2 separate regions of the Mus musculus genome follow, and region 1 is linked to region 2. A link is a loop called in an ENCODE intact Hi-C map of the cell type or tissue named here. Cell type or tissue: left cerebral cortex. All regions are shown on one strand. Each heading gives the region's core, and the rest is flanking DNA. Links, peaks and the distances in the headings are about the cores only.

What was found. Hi-C counts contacts between places; a loop is a spot of excess contacts. Peaks named below come from ENCODE experiments on the same cell type or tissue, not always from the same donor. Only the 100,000 strongest peaks of a DNase experiment are listed, where the experiment ranks them.
Region 1: it touches region 2 in a loop (4-fold over the local background); 1 of 42 quality-filtered maps calls a loop at or near these places.

Annotation. Positions count from the first base shown.
Region 1 is chr5:76,778,659-76,783,975 of GRCm38, forward strand. It overlaps a transcript of Cracd not described here. Among named protein-coding and RNA genes, the nearest start is that of Gm34369, 3.9 kb to the left of the region's middle. In left cerebral cortex, for the core only: no CTCF peak of the experiment used is centred there; DNase peaks (open chromatin) are centred at 2,617, 3,911, 4,164 and 4,538; H3K27ac peaks cover 774 bases.
Region 2 is chr5:76,655,305-76,660,621 of GRCm38, forward strand. It overlaps a transcript of Cracd not described here. Among named protein-coding and RNA genes, the nearest start is that of Cep135, 69 kb to the left of the region's middle. In left cerebral cortex, for the core only: a CTCF peak has its summit at 2,397; DNase peaks (open chromatin) are centred at 1,099, 2,386, 3,081 and 3,346; H3K4me3 peaks cover 2,260 bases; H3K27ac peaks cover 1,303 bases.

The DNA.
Region 1 (5,317 bases), core at 640-4,639, 120 kb after region 2:
TGGTAAAATTAAAACCTTACCTTCTGGTGGTTTCTCAGAACTTTGTGTTACTTTAATAAAAGCTCCTAACTGAAAGTCTCTAGTAGCCATTTACCTCAGTGAAACAGTGGGAAATTTCACCGACCTGAAAAGAAAGTAATTGGCAAATTGGATAAATAGGCAGAAAAATGTTTGCACACCATTCTGTTGTTGAATATGAATTGAAGTGAGCAATGCCGAGCCCGATGTGGACATCATTTCTGGATTATCATGCCAAAGAACAGACAAGTTCCGTAGCCAGCCCGAGCCAAGAGCATAACTATTAATACCCTTTCTGTAAAGGCAAAAACGCAAGGTGGATAACATCCACCTGTCAGAGATTGAAACCTACAACTGAGAGAACAATCAATACTAATTCAGACTTAAGGCTGCACAGCTGGGACTGGACTCAACACAACTCCAGCATTTAATAAAAGAACGGAAATGCTAAAGGCTGAAAAGAGGGCGACGGGAGGGCAGATAGGCATGTCAATCAAACCCTGAAACTTCACGTTATTGAAAGAGGGAGCAGAAGTGTCTGCGGTTGAAGTGGGCAGCGAAGGAAATTACTTCTCCTTTCTCCCTCTTCCTGGCCTAGGCTGGCAGCTGGGGTAGGGGAGGAGAGATGCCTCTTTCTCTCAGCATTCCCTCTGCCCCAGCCTGGAAACAGTCTCCTTGTGCTCCTGAAGAAGTCCCAGCATGGCACAGGTGAAGCCTGCAAATAGTCAAGGTGCATTCAGCACACAGGAGGCAAAGGCTGCGACAGGAGGGGGAGGGAAGGACGTGACAGGGGCGGGGCTGAGCAGAGCTGCAGCAAAGGGCGGACTCCATCTGTACTTGGTCTACCATTTTAACTTCCCTTGCCCTCCCTCAGGAAGGTCAGATGCCAGTCTTCCTCTGATCGGCGGAGGCTTTCTTAGACGTCATCGTTACCCACAATTCAGTCTGTTAAAACTAGGTGCTTTAGATAAAAGAATAGTTGTAAAGGTGAAACTACACAAAAGTACTAGGGAAAGGGCATTAATTAGTACCTAGCATGGTGGGTGCGGGGGATGGGGGGTGGGGGGTGTGTGCATGCGCGCTCACAGGGCAGGGGCAGATGGTTCTAGGAGCTGCAGTCTCCTAAGCCCAGCATTGTTTTTCCCAGAGTCTGTGCTTCCTCTCAGGGTCAGTGTGGCAATCCTATACCAACCTTCAAGCCCTCCTTTTTTCCTTTCCTCTGTGTTGCCAACCTCACTGTTTTAACCCCACCATTCATTTCACCACAATAACAACCACTTTAATTTCTGATGAGCAAGAGGGTAAGAAAGGAAAAGTCACCAAGCACTTCGGGGACTATTTTAGTTGGTACTTGGGAAGTCATTCTATGAGTGACTCTTTGTGATTTATCCAAGTTCACAGGAGGTAGAGTTTGGAATTGCAAAGTTAACTCACCCTGTGCGTCTAGTCTCCACTACCCTGGAGATACTGCCTAAGTCTCTTCTTTCTATGATGGACCCTGGGTCATAAGGTCCTAGCCTTTCCCCACAGACCAGGATTGCCTTGTGATCTGTATCCCCCGGGTGCACTCCATATCAACAAGCCCTGTCCATCACCTCTGGCCCCCTGAGCAGCAATTTCCAATTAGCAAGAGAGGATCCTAACTCCCCCAAGACCTTATGGAACTTACCTACCTTCACCTCTGTCTGGGACTGGTGGCCTTCTACTCTCGTGTACAGAGTGTCCTTTGGCAGTGAGAGAATGGTGTCCTGCCCTGGCAGATGTGGCTTTGTGGCTCATCTCTTGAAGCCTTGGTGTAGTCAGAAAGACTTGCATGGAGACACATCCCAGCTGATATACTTCATGGCCTGGCACTTGATGGGGATAGCAAGTAGGCAAGCTGGACTTCCCCTGCCTTGAACCTTCTTCCTTGTGCAGAAGGCAGCCTGTGTCACTTTCACAGGGCCAGGCTGACAGACCAGTCTGCGCTCCCTACACTGCAGGGCCACAGAGTTCTTTTTTCCTAATAGTTCCCAGGAGGCCATCGAAACCCCTGGATCTGAACCCTTGAAGCACCTGGGCTGCTGTAGTTTGCTGCCTGGTCTTTATCTCCTTGAACCTCTGAGCGTTTCTGGATGCTCATTTATTTTGAAAGTTCCTCTTCTGATATTAAAAATGCCCTATATTAGTCAGGTCTGGAATCTGTCTTCCCTGAAAGAGGTCTCATTCCAAGATGATGCCTGTACCTGTGGGGCGATGGGCTATGCACAAACAGCCTGGTCTCCAGTCGAGCTGAGGTCTTGAACCCTGTGGTACCCGATGGGTGGCGATTTTCACCTATATGGGACATTCCTAGTTAGAACTAAAACCTGACCTTAAATGCAAATGACCTCCACATCACAGTCGGTTTTGGGAATCTTCCAGTTGCCTGTGATACTGTGTTAAGGTGGGTTGCGTGGATGGGAGCAGGACGTATATTGAAATTAGCAAGGGAAGAGTGACATAGCCAGCAGATGGGTTCTGTCTGCCCAGGGCACTGAAGAGAAGAAAACTGTCATCGTCTCTCCTCTAAGTTGAGAGAAACTCCTGCAGTTGCTTTTATCGTCGGTGGCACTGTTAGAGATGTTTTCGTTCCTCCCAGAGATCCGCTCCACTGTAACTAAGCAATACCTTAAATTAGGGGATGGAGTTGGAGCTTTTCACAGTGTTCTGGGAGAAGACGTTTTCGTGATGGAAATAGCACTGGCTGGTAGTGAGGAAAGATAATTGAATTGTGTAGTAGGGTGTATCTTTAGGAGAAAGAAAACAGGTAAACCTGAAAATGATTAAAACAAACCAATAAACAAACAGAAAGCACTATACATAGTCCCATTTAGGAAGGAAGGAAGGGGTAAGACTCTAGATAGAACCAGGCAGCTTCCTCCCTGTGCAACTTTCTGTCTTCGTCCATTTAGATTGCTAAAGGAAGACATCGTAGACTGGTGTCTAGTTTATTTCTCTAGGTTCTGGAGGCTGAGAAGTTAAATATAAGGATGCCGACATATGCCATGTCTAAAAAGAACCCCCTTTCTCACAGAGAAAACTCCTCTGTATTGTATCCTCGCATATTGAAACAGGTGAGGGAATCTTTCTCTGGCCCTTCTTGTAACAGTCCTAATCCCTTTCATGGAGGTTTCATCCACAAAGCTTCACCTTTTAATACCATTATACGAACATAGACTTGGATTGGGATTTGAACCTATGAATTTGGGAGGCACATAAGCATTAAGTCTACTGCAATTACATATATACCTGAGTTAGTGATTATCATTGTGTGTGTGGCGGGGGATGTCTTACTTTCTCTGTCTCTGTGCTCTAGCTTTTCGAAAGAACTGTGAGCTCTTGAGAAACAAATCTATATCAGCCCCTCTGTATTCATCTCTAGCATAGCATCTTACGTATACAAGGCGCACAGTAGGCGTCTGTTGCTTCGTCGAATCCACGGATGCGAGTCCAGCTGGCTGTTGAGATCGTTACCCTTCAAAGAGTTCGCTCACTGCATAAACATTGCTATCTTCAATTTATCTGTGGGATGCCGAGGTTGAGGGGGGCTGAGTAGGTTCTGTCGCTCCTCCTGTGGTGCTAAATGCATTATTGATTAGCAAGGGAGTTGACCAGCATAACTGGCCATGGGATCTCTTCTTCTCTCGTCTTTGTGCTATCTAGCAGAAGTGAGACGGTCTCCAAGCTTCCTCGGAGCTGCGTGATAAACAGCTGCTGGGTAAATGAATATGCTCTTATAGATGAGACCAAATCAAGGGACCGGGCTTGGCCATCCTGGCAGGAGCCGCCTTGGTTTGGCCTCAGCTCCTCCCTTGCTTCTCTGGAGCTGTGGGTGAGTCATGGCAACCTGGCTGGCCCTCCTCTTCCACCACATCTTGTCCTCTAGCGCCTGAACACAAAGCCTAGCTGTTGGTGGCAAGGGGCTCCTCTCCCCTGCTGACTAAGGAGCCTCCCCTCTTCCCTCTGTCAGATTTCCTGCTGAGGTAAGTGATGTGGCTTTCTTGCCTTACCTTCTGCCTTCATTCCCTTTCCGTATATGTCTGCCTTGTAAACGTGGCGAGTAAAATGCTATAATTACAGCCCTCTTTGGCAGCTCTGTAATCTAATTGTAATTCAATCTGACCATCTTTTTAAGACAATGCTGTGTATGGAAGAAGCAGCTGTTCCAATCTCATCTGCTAAACTGACAAGAATCAGCTGGAATCAGCCCCAGCGACTATGGGAACTGGCAGCCTATTCAAGACCTAACAACAGAGAACTGTGTGTGTGTGTGTGTGTGTGTGTGTGTGTGTGTAATGTATAAGCCCATGTGTGTGTACTTTCTATACCCTAGCTTGGCAAAAGAGTACTGGGAGAGAATTGTCATTTAAATTGGCTTTTTACATGAACAAGAAAAGGATTCTGAAGTGAATGGGCTCTGTACATGTATTTTCTGCAGTAAGCAAGACCATTTTTTTTTCTTTTAACGGAGGCCACAGTTCCTCTTAACTAGGAGTGGGTTGCTGGCACTGCTGGCTGGAGGCGACTGGAGACTTAATCCATTGTGCTAGTTTTCTAGGGTGCTGTAACTTAAGTACCACACACTGGGCAGCTTCAGCAGAAGCCGGCTGTCTCTCAATTCGGAGGCAAGAAGGGTGAAAATCGAGGTGTCTGAAGCATTAATCCCTTCAGAGTTCTGTGAGGGAGACTCGGCCTCCTAATCGTCTTCTGGCAGCAGCAGGTGTTCTTGGCTCGTACATGATGCTCTAGAGCCTTAGGTGCTCACATTATCTTCCTCTATTTGTGCCTGAGTTCAAATTCCGTCTTTTTATAAGGGCATCGGTTATATTGGATTACAGCCTACCCGAATGACCACATTTTAACTTGATAGATGTTATAATGACCCTGTCTCCATATAAAGTCACAAGCAAGTTTAAATGTGCAGAGTCCAATACATCTTTTTGCTGGGCTTAAGGGAGACACAGGTCAACCCCATGACTGGTATTCATTTGAATATTCAAGACTTTTCTTCTTATAACAGCCAACAATAAGTTGTGCCCTATAAAGCTTTTGGATGAAAATGCATGTGGAATCTCAAGAACATTTCATAATGGTATTGTCCCTTTCATTTATTTTGGGCTATAATGCAGAACAATGAATCTTCCACCCTGGCTGGTACTTGGCCAAGTTGTTGCAGTGGAGCCTGGCCTACCTTTTAACCTTGATTGCCCTGAATCCTGAACATGAGACAATATGAGAGCATCAGTGGTGGGTTATTTCTGAACCCTCTGAGTGGTAG
Region 2 (5,317 bases), core at 488-4,487:
GTGCATACATGCATGTGAACCCGCACTTATATGTGCACACATGAACACATACAAATACACACAAAAAGATTTTAAAATATCTTTAAGAACTTTATTGATCAGTGACTGACAAACCATATAATTCACCATTATAGTGTGTGATTCAACGGTATCTCAGTAGACCCATAGTTGTGGAACAAATTCCACAATTACATAAACGTCCTCATCATTCCAAATATCCATGCCCTGTTTTCTCTCAGCTCACCTTCCTCACGTGACCTGTGGCTGTTTCAGGAGACTCGCCTATCTGCATACTCGGTATAAGGAGATCTTGCCTTATGTGGTCTTTTATGTCTGGTTTCTTTCTCTTACTGTAATGTTCTCAAGGTTCAGCCCTAATACATACAAGGCTCATGTATGTGTTAATTAGCACTTCATTCCTTCTATTGCAAAAAAAAAAATGTCATTATATCCCTATATAGCTAGCTTGAATATAGCTTTTCCCTTCCATACCTTCACTGTGAAGTTTTTTTTTTCCCTAAGACTCTGATCGATTTAGGTCTTACCTTTATGCTTAACATGTATTTTGAGTTTATTCTTATATAATTCTTTTGTATATATCCCGTTGCCCTTCTATATTTTGTTGGTATGAACTATGGACCAGTACGCTTGAGAAGTCGGAAGAAAGATATTCTGTCACCTGTCACCTTTCCAGCAGGACAGCTTACTATAGAGCCACGTTGAAAGCTTCCATTAGTCTGCAGCCACACCCCCTCAATGGGCAGGATCTGGTCTGAAAGTTCCGTTATTCTAGGGTAAACTTAATAGCTCCATGCTGACTATCCGGTGGACTGAGCTGTTATCGATACGATGTGATAGTCAAAAGCCAAGGCAAATAGCTCAAAAGATAATCAAAGTTTCCTATTAGCTTCCGATTTGAGGTATGATGCATAAAGTCTGGCACTAGAATATTCTAATATGAGCATCAACTCTCTAGATGATTTAATGGCGTATAAGTTGCCATATTTGTCTTACAAAATGAAAAGTCAGTAGAACCCACACTATGTGAATTTGAATTACTATAGAGTGATTCTTGTGCAGTTGGCACAGAGTCAAGAGTATAGTGTGCCAAGAAAAAGATCCCTGTTGTATACTCTGCCCAGATTTCATTTTGAGCTTCTAAAAATTTCTATTGCTACTAAACCAAAGTTAAAGGAACCTTTAACTTAATTCTCTAAAACTCATTATTATTCTTATTTTGAGGAATAGTTTAGGATATATGTAAGCAATGATCAATGAAACAATACACTAATCCCAGCATTTGAGAGGCAGAGGCATATGTATCTCTGTAAGTTCGAGGCCAGCCTGGTCTACAGAATGAGTTTCAGGGCAGCCAGGGCTACACAGAGAAATCCTGTCTGGAAAAACAAAACAAAACAAAACAAAACAAAACAAAACAAAACCAACAAAAACCCAAAACAACAACAACAACAACAAGTTATCCAGAAAAGCCCAGTTAACTAATCCGCTATGCACTGGAACTATCCCGTATCAGTTCTGAATCACGCTTGCCATCAGCATTGAAATTAGTGGTCCTGTTTTGGACACTGGGACCTTTGATTCGTTATAGAGTATATGTTACAGTTGGTTTTCTGCGTCTTTTGTCACAGAAGATTTTTGCTTTAGTAATAAATAAGACGCCTAGATTTTGGTATCTTTGTATTTGCAGCATCAAAAGGCCCGGTAGACTTGAGTTCCAACGCTTCTATTGAAATAGCCATGACAGGAAGTATGGAGCTAAGTCTCATTGCTTCTGACTAACCCACAAAAGGACAAGATAATCTTTCTAAGATATCGAAGTCAATATTTAATTTCATTATGAGTGAGGACAATAATGACCGATGTCACTGTGTTCAAATGCACTGGAACTCAGCAATACAATCGCTAGCTTTTTATATCTCTGGAGGGACATCTTTCCATTTGTGCGACTCAGGAGTCCCAGATCCATTCTGATAGCTTGGACCATGCAGGGTGAAACCTCTTTATGGTCCAGGTCACTCGAGTTACTGTTTTATGCTGGTACCCGGGACCCGGACTACTTCCAGAGAAGGTGGTGACTGACAGTCTTGGATTCTTGCCCCTTGCAAGGTGCGCCTCGACCCTCGCCTTCAGCCTTAGATCTGGCCATTCCTGCAGCGGTGGAGAGGGCACTGGTAAGTCCCACACGGTGTCCTGGGCTAACTCCTGCTTTCGAGTCAGCCCGGGTGCAAAGTGTCCGGCATGCACCAACGGAGCTCGGCGGGCAGCGCGGCGGTGTCCGGGCGGGGCGGGCGAGGGTCCGAGCGGCCAAGGCAAGCGCGGGCGGAGCATGTGACCACGGCGCGCGGGGCTGGGCGCGCAGTGCCGCGCGGTGGTGGCGGCGGGGAGAGCAATGGAGGCCGCGGGCGCTTGAGAGCCGGCCGCGCTGCTGGGGCTGCTGCTGCTGCGGAGGCTCGGCGGGCTGGGACGTTCCCGGGGCGCGCGGCTCTCGCCAATCCCTCTCTCCACGGCGGCGCCCTGCGAAACCGCAGGTGAGCTCTCCTCCGGCGACGGAGGAGAACAGACAATGGGCAGCGGGTGGCTTCTCTCTCTGGCGGGGCCCGAGCGAGACTCCTACCTTGCCCCGGGCGTGGGCTAGCACGGCCGGCGGAGGTCTTTGGGGCGACGACCCCATGCGCGGCGCAGCCCCTCTCTTCTGGATCTGTGCGGGGCGTGCTCATTCGTGGGTCCCTGGGAGGAACCTGCGAGCGGACTGCACCCCGGGAACTTGCCGAGAGCGTGGGACTCGCTCAGCCCCGCGCTCCTTCCCGCGCCTTGTCCGGTTCCCGGGTCCCCAGCGCAGAGCGGGACCTCGCTAACCAGGAGCTGAGACGCGGACACGCTCAGCCGGGTCCCCAGGCTGCATGGCTTTGTTTAACCTCTGCCGAGAGCCGATGCGCACAAACTCTTGTTGCCCCAGTTCTGATGAGCTACCAGTTTGATGGCAGAGGCGAACAAAGGTTTCCCTCCCAGGGCTGGAGCCGGGCACCGCACGCCGCCGGGGCGTGAAATGGGCTCGCCTTATCTTCTTCCATCGCGGCTGTTTCCCTGCAGCTATAACCGCCCTTTCTTGCAGAGCTCTGTGGTGGCGAGATTGGACCTCTAACCCCTTGGATGCAGTGGGTGGGGTACTATGGCTTTAAAAAAAAGAACCGAGTATCAGCCAAGAACAGACATTTGAATTTTATGTTAGATGTTTGCACACTCTCAATGGCTTTCCGAATTGTGGATTTCAAGGGGGAAATGTATATGTGAAGACATTGATTCAGTGTAGGGGGAGGGTGGAGAAAACCTAGTAACTGTGACCATGTGTTGTGAAATTTTAATATGGTTTTACGAATACAGGCCGGGAAACTGATCTGGCACTGGGTGTAGGTGAGGGTGTGTGTGTGTGTGTGTGTGTGTGTGTGTGTGTGTGTGTGATGGGGAGGTGGCAGCAGTGGCAGGGGAGTGGTTAGAATACAAAGGATACGGCAGTTTTAGTAAAAGGTTTTAGTAGATATCCCGTGGCAAATAAGCAATTAATTAAACTGTCAGTTAAATCAATGTTCCCCCGTAAAAATTACCTCCAGTAGTTGTTGAATTATATAATAAGATGGCTAGCGGTCATTTGGCATTGTCTGTGATTCGGGTATCTGAATACAGTGATCGATTTTGAGTAATTTTTAAAGAGTCGACAAAAGGAAGGCACCTTGGCCACCACCTTTATTGCTTGGCTTTTTTTTTCCCCCAGAGAAAACTGCCTATAAGAAAAAAGAAATTCAAGGCCAATTTTAAAAAGAAACATTTGAAAATGTATCTTGAATTGGTTATATGGTTGCATTATGCTAACTCATAAATGTGTGTGGGTGAGGGGTGGGGTCCTGCAATAAAACCTTATTATTTTTTTTTACTATTGTTTACTTAAATTTTACTCCAAAGTTTTTGTTTAGAGTCACCTGTGACAATTGAGAGACTTTCAAGACTTTTCAATATAAACAGAGCACTGAATTTGGAGCCAGGAAGGTAATAGTGCTGACATTAGAGTTAGGTAAAAACAAAACTATATGGTTCTTCATAATCTACAAACACTGTAACAGCAGAAGTTATTACTGCTAGGCGGAAAGCTGCATTTTATGTTTTCTTATTATGCAATTTTGTAGCAATTTTTGTCCGTTTTATGTATGTTTCTATGTGTACTACTCATGTGCGTGTATCGTGTATGTGTGCATGCACCCATCCGTTCACACACGTGTAGCTTCTGGAGGCTAACGGTCTAACGCTCTCCATCATTCTCTTCCTTGTATTTTGAGACAGGGTCTCTTATTGAATTGAACCTGAAGCACATCAATTTGGCTGGATTGGCAGGCCAATGCCCCGCCCCACCAGTACCTCCTTCATATGTCTAGCTTTTACATATGTACTGAGGACCCAAACTCAAGTCCTCATGCTTGTACGGCAGGAGCCCAGTTATTGTCTGCTTTTGCAATCTGTATATCTTTCGCTGTTTTTTGTTTGTTTGTTTTTGTTTTGTTTTGTTTTGTTTTGAGACAGAGTCTCATTTAGCCCTGGCTGGCTTTGAACTCGTTATTTAGCCAAGCACGGCCTTGAACTCCTGATCCTCTTGCTTCCACCTCCAGGATGCTGGGATTGCTGGTGTGTGCCTCTACATCAAGCCACAGTCTGTTTCTGCCAAGGCACAGAGTGGTATTCAGTAGTTAGTGGTGGAACAAGCTAGTGATAAAGAAAATGCAAATGAGTAGAATGCACACAGGTGCAGCTGGCTTACAGTGATGAGTATTTGCTGAAGACCTACTATGTGTCAAGAGCTGCAAAGCATTTCCACATGTGGGTCCATGAAAGCCTAGAGCCTTACTTTTACAGTCATAGTTGATGTGCATATTCATGAAACATGGGGCCTTTCGGGTGGTCTCTGTGATGCCACTCTATAGCTGAATAGGAATAGGAGGACATTTCACTTGTTGAGCATGGTTGTTTTTCACGGGCTCCTTGTGCAGAGGCAGGGCAGATGTTATCATTGTGATTTGTAGGTAAGGAAATCCAGACACAGCGGGATTAAATGACTTGCCAACTCTTGCCACTAAAGCAATGGTGCCAGGGGCAGACGCTGGATCGCACGCCTGGTGCTTTGGCCCCGAATCACAACCTCCTCTGAGACACTGGGCTCCCCTAGAAAACAACAGTCTAGTTAAAGTCTACACCCTGGATACACTCTATACACGGAAGAGTGGGTAAATATGCCAACTTCTTGAGTTGGGGG